Linked DNA regions of Homo sapiens: region 2 is linked to region 1. Evidence: read pairs that join two places in POLR2A ChIA-PET (ENCODE). Cell type or tissue: A673. All regions are shown on one strand. Each heading gives the region's core, and the rest is flanking DNA. Links, peaks and the distances in the headings are about the cores only. Region 1 overlaps LOC101928269 (a long non-coding RNA gene). Region 2 overlaps DOP1B (DOP1 leucine zipper like protein B).

Region 1 (2,918 bases), core at 123-2,622:
GTACACAGGTGTCTTCTAGGACAGTGTTTCCCAACCTTGACACTATTGGCATTTGGAGCCAGATAATTCTTTGTTTGGGTAGGGGGCTATCCTTTGTGTTGTAGGGTGTACAGAAGCATCCCTGAACTCTACCCAGTAGATGCCAGTTGCTCACGTCAACCAATTATAACAACCAAAATATCTGCAGATGTTCCCAAATATCCCCTGGGGGTTAAAATCATCCCAGGTTGATGCCCTGTATTAGGGCATCTATGATACTTGCTACTCCCAGGTCAGTAAGTCCAATTAGCATGATGTCACTAATAGGTGAGACAGAGCAATGTTCTGCAGAATGTCAGCATGATCAAGATCCCTGCAGACATGCAGATAGTGAATGTATACTGCTATCCTTGCCACGGAAAGGCCAACCACTGCAGAGTCCCCCTATTGATGGAGGTTGACAAGAAATCATTTGCCAGATCAGTAGTCACATATGAAGTTTGAGAAGGCGTGTTGCTCTTCATCAGTAAATATAGCAAACCCAGCACAACAGCTTCAAGGGGCTATCACCTAATAGCATCTGCCATCATTTATCTGGTTTTTACACGGACACAGTGGGTAAACTGAATGGAGATATTATGGGGACCACCACCTCCTTGCAGCTTTGATGTTCTTGATGATAGCAATCATATCTGTACTTCCTCCTGGAATGCCTTGTTATTCCTGATTGCCATCTTGAATAATGGGGAAAGAACAGTTTCCGATACTTTACTTGGCCCTTCCCACCATAGTTCCTTACTCCATAAGTGGGAGTTCTGCCAACCACTAAATATATCTACCCCAATTGTATATTTGGGGACCTGATAAATAACCACAGGGTAGTTTTTGGACCCAGTGGACCAAATGGACCCATTGTGAAACAGACTTGGGGTAAAACTCTATTTATCACCAGACTTCCTAAAACTGCCAATCTAACGGGACAGGGCAGGTGGGGAGGGACAACATAAGGCATTTAATATTCCTTGGTATCATTTAAGATCCCTTGGTATTGAAGCAGCTATGTTGTCTGGGGTAAATACCTAGGGTTTGTCATCTCACACCAGGAAAATTTAGGACACAGACACACATGAGGCATTTAGGAGCAGAAGTTTAATAGGCAAAAGAAAAAGAAAGGAAAACAGCTCTCTTTCTCTAGTGAGAGGGAGGGAACTTCCGAGAGGAAAAGGCCCGCTGGCGGCAGATGCGCCAGATTTTATAGTCAGGCTTGAGGAGGCGGTGTCTGATTTACATAGGGCCCACAGATTGGTTCAAGGTGGTGCCTGATTTACATAGGACTCACAGATTGGTTCAAGGTGGTGTCTGATTTACGTAGGGCTCACAGATTGGTTCAATCAGGTATGATGTTTACATACCACTGGGGAAGGCTGGCCACCCACCCTAATCTTACTTAGCAAATGAAATTTCCCCTTGGCTGGGTCATGTTGTCTGTTCCTTACTGTACACGTGGCTATCAAAGAAAAGGGAAGATGGAGTTGCTATCTTGAACATGATTGGCACAGCTGCCAGCATCTATGTTGGCAGCTTGATTTTACAGGCTGCTCTTTGTTAGAAAATGATTTGGGGCTGCTTTTCATTAAAGGAAAAACCTTACCGAGGATTTCCGTACCCTCACTACCTGCCTAAGTAATTTCTTCTTAACTCCTTATCAGTATCAGCTCAAACCTTGTATATTACTAATCCTCAAAAAGTCTGAATTGTCCCTATTCTCTGGCACTAGTTACTTGGGGAAATGGGTGCAAATTCCTTAAAGGGGAAGATTAGAAGAACACATTTTCAGGTATACTGTGGAAAATAGAAGGGTCCTTCTTCAAGGAAGCCTAAGTCTTCCCCTCAATCCACACATCAGTCATTGCAATAAAAAATTGTAGACTCTCACTCAGTTTTCAAATGTATTTGGTTGGTGCAAAAATAATTGCAATTTTGCCATTAAAAGTCATGGCCAAAACCACAATTACTTTTGCATCAACCTAATAAGCCAGTTTGAAAACTTTACTTCAAGCCGGTTTTCAAACTGGCTTACATTTGAAAACTGAGTGAGAGTCCACAATTTTTTATTGCAAGGACTGATGTCAACCTTCTATTCTCCAGCTTTCTTTTTATTATTATTATACAATCTTAATAACATCCTAGTTAGCTGTCCTTCTGTCTCATGCCTAGGAACACCAGGATCTCTTAACCATTGCTACAAATCTCTGAAGGTTGAGGCACCCTAAGTACTATTCTTCAGTGTTTCCAATTATAATCATTATGGCCACCTTGCCTCTGGTGGTTACGAGTTGCCTTCTAGTTTTATAATTCTGGAATCTCACTATCCCCATTGATATAAAGAAGTTCAGTTGCAGCCGGGTGCAGTGGCTCACTCCTGTAATCTCAGCACTTTGGGAGGCCGAGGCAGGAGGATTGCTTGAGGTCAGGAGTTCAAGACCAGCCTGGCCAACATGGTGAAACCCCATCTCTACTAAAAATACAAAAATTAGCCGGGCATGGTGGTGGGTGCCTATAATCTCAGCCAAGGCAGGAGAATTGCTTGAACCCAGGAGATGGATGTTACAGTGAGCCCAGATTGCACCAATGCACTCCAGCCTGGGCAACAGAGTGAGACTCCTATTAAAAAAAAAAAAAAAAGAAGAAGAAGAAGTTCAGTTCGATGGAAGTGTCTACACCCATAACCCCTGCCTACAGAAGACAGACACTAAGATTCTCAAAGATATTAGTGAGCCCTTCACTTGTGTACTCCTGCTGCATTCATAGCAAAAGTGTCTCCCAGTCTTTTTCAGGAAACACGGTGATGTGGCAGGTTCTCAGGATTTACATAGTAAATTCATTCTAACATTCCCAACTCCTTGAGCCTTAACCCCTTTCTCGACATAATGCCAAAT
Region 2 (2,918 bases), core at 121-2,620, 200 kb after region 1:
ACTCCTCTGCCGGTGGCTGAGTTTCCTCTTGGTATCATCAGACTCTGTCATTTTGTCCACCCTCTGTCACTTATGTGTGTTAAAAGGAGCAAGGCCACTTTGTCCACCCTCTGACACTTACGTGTCCCACATTAAACTGAAATTATGTATTTAGGTACTTCCACTTTTATTAGGCTATGAACTATGAGAGTAGGGACCTTGTCTTATTTATGTTTCTTTCCCCCATGTTTAGACACTTAGTAGAGTGAACAGACTGTGCACCATTGGAGTATTGCGGTGGTTTAGAGATGCTGGGTTTCAGAACTGAATTTTCTGGAAAAAATAATAATAATAATAATAATATGGACCATTTTGGATATATCAACTTCTTAGTCTTTACTTGGCAAAAGGAACAAACTACCAGCTCTCATTACCATCTTTTCCTTAATATTTTCAAAATGTGTGAAGGCAGTTATTTCAGAAAAAGGGACAGGCCTTCCCAGGATTGAGTAGGCGGTCTTATTTTGTGGGTGGGTGTGCAAGGTGCAGTATATTTTTGCAGAGAGGCACGCATATGCAGAGGCTCTGTGGCAGGATGGGTCCGTCTTGGGGTTGGAGGGTGCAGTGACAAGTGGGTAGAGTCTTGTAAGCTGGAAAAGGGGTTGTTTGGTTCTATTTTAAGTTTTCTTTTTTTTTTTTTTTTTTGAGACAGAGTCTCACTCTGTCACCCAGGCTGGAGTGCGGTGGCACAATCCCAGCTCACTGTAACTTCCACCTCCCAGGTTCAAACTATTCTCCTGCCTCAGCCTCCCGAGTAGCTGGGATCACAGGCATGTGCCACCACACCTGGCTAATTTTTGTATTTTTAGTAGTGACGGGGTTTCGCCATGTTGGCCATGCTGGTCACGAACTCCTGATGTCAGGTGATCCACCCGCCTCGGCCTCCCGAAGTGCTGGGGTTACAGGCGTGAGCCACTGCACCTGGCCTTATTTTAAGCTTTATGGAAACAATTTTAAACATGGCAGTTGTATGCATTGTTTTAAAAGGATTCTTGGAGCACTGTGTGTAAAGGCACTGGAAAGGGGCAAGTGTGGGAGAATCATTGGGAAGCTCCTGCAAACATGCAGGCAACAGGCAGCCCACACTGCGGTGTGGCGATGGAGAGCAATTGAGTCAACAGGTGTTTAGGAAGAAGAGGCAAACAGGACTGGGGTTGAGCATGGCAGGAGAAGAGAAGGAAGAGTCTAGAATAATCCAACAGGTAAAGGGGCTACTTTCTGAGAAGGAAAAGATGGGAGAAGGAGCATGTTGAGCAGATGGAATTGAGAGTTTACTGTTGTTTTTTTTTGTGTGTGTGTTTTGTTTTTTGGTGGGGACAGAGTCTCACTATGTCACCCAGGCTGGAGTGCAATGGTGCGATCTGAGCCCACTGCAACCTCCGCCTCCTGGATTCCAGTGATTCTCCCGCCTCAGCCTCCTGAATAGCTGGGATTACAGCCACCATGCCCAGCTAATTTTTCTATTTTTAGTAGAGATGGAGTTTCACCATGTTGGCCAGGCTGGTCTCGAACTCCTGACCTCGTGATCCACCCACCTCGGCCTCCCAAAGCGCTGGGATTATAGGCATGGGCCACTGCACCTGGCCTAGTTTTATTTTTTTTAACAGCTTTATTGCACTATAATTTGCAGCTCATAAAATTCATTCAAGTGTATAATTCAGTGTTGTTGTTGTTGTTTTTGAGACAGGGTCTTGCCATGTTGTTTGTGACCCAGGCTGGTCACAACCTCCGGGGCAGAAGCAATCCTCCTACCTCAACCTCTGGAGTAGCTGGGATCACAGGCATGAGCCACTGTGCCCAGATAATTTCAGTGATTTTTCATACATTTACAGAGTTGTGCAAGCATCGCCATCATCCCATTTTAGCACGTTTGCCTTACCTGAGAAAGATCGCCGTGCCCAGTGGCCATTACTCCCTGTTTTCACTGCACCCCAGGCAGCCACTAACCTACTTGCCTTCTCTCTAGATTTGCCTGTGGAGGGCATTTCATATCAATGGAATCATACAATGTCTGGTCTTGTGTGTCTGGCGTCTTCCACTAAGCGTGTGTTTTCAGGGTTCATCCAAGTTGCGGCGTATCAGTATTTGGTTCCTTTCCATTGCCTCAGCGTTCCTTTGTGGATAGACCATATTTTGTGGATGGATGCTTGTCTTAGTTAATTCAGGCTGCTCCAATAAAATAGTGTAAACTAGGTATTTCTGTTATAAGTGACAGTAGTGTATTCCTATAGTTCTGGAGGCTGAGAAGTTCAAGATCAAGGTGCTGGCAGATTCGGTGTCTGGTGGGGCCTGCTTGCTGTATCCTCACAGTGGAAAGAACAGCCAGGCTCCCTTGGGTCTCTTTAATTTAGTTTATTTGTTTGAGACAGGGTCTCATTCTGTTGCCCAGACTGGAGTGCAGTGGCATGATCATGGCTCACTGCAGCCTCAACCTCCCAAACTCAAGTGATCCTCCCAACTCAGACTCCTGAGTACCTGGGACTATAGGCATGTGCCACTACACCCTGCTAATTTTTGTATTGTTTGTAGAGATGGGGTTTCACCATGTTGCTCAGGTTAGTCTCAAACTCCTGGACTCAAGTGATCCACCTGCTTTGGCCTCCCAGGATTTCAGATGTGAGCCACTCCGTTCAGCTGGTGTCCCTTTTAAAAGAGCACTAATCCCATGACATAATCACCTCCCAAAGTCTTCACTTTCTTTTTTTTTTGAGATGGAGTCTTGTTCTGTTACCCAGGCTGGGGTACAGTGGCGCAGTCTCACCTCACTGCAACCTCCATGGCTCCTGGGTTCAAGCAATGCTCATGCCTCATCCTCCCGAGTAGCTGGGACAGGTGTGTGCCACCATGCCCAGCTATTTTTTATGTTTATTTTTTGGTAG

Evidence for each region. Peaks named below come from ENCODE experiments on the same cell type or tissue, not always from the same donor. Only the 100,000 strongest peaks of a DNase experiment are listed, where the experiment ranks them.
Region 2: POLR2A ChIA-PET joins it to region 1 with 5 read pairs; 2 of 35 experiments call an interaction of 5 or more read pairs at or near these places.

What each region holds. Positions count from the first base shown.
Region 1 is chr21:35,962,734-35,965,651 of GRCh38, forward strand. The region is part of intron 5 of LOC101928269 (a long non-coding RNA gene); the gene reads right to left. Among named protein-coding and RNA genes, the nearest start is that of LINC01436, 41 kb to the right of the region's middle. In A673, for the core only: no CTCF peak of the experiment used is centred there; a DNase peak (open chromatin) is centred at 1,318.
Region 2 is chr21:36,159,812-36,162,729 of GRCh38, forward strand. All of the region lies in intron 1 of DOP1B (DOP1 leucine zipper like protein B), which reads left to right. Among named protein-coding and RNA genes, the nearest start is that of DOP1B, 4.4 kb to the left of the region's middle. In A673, for the core only: no CTCF peak of the experiment used is centred there; no DNase peak of the experiment used is centred there.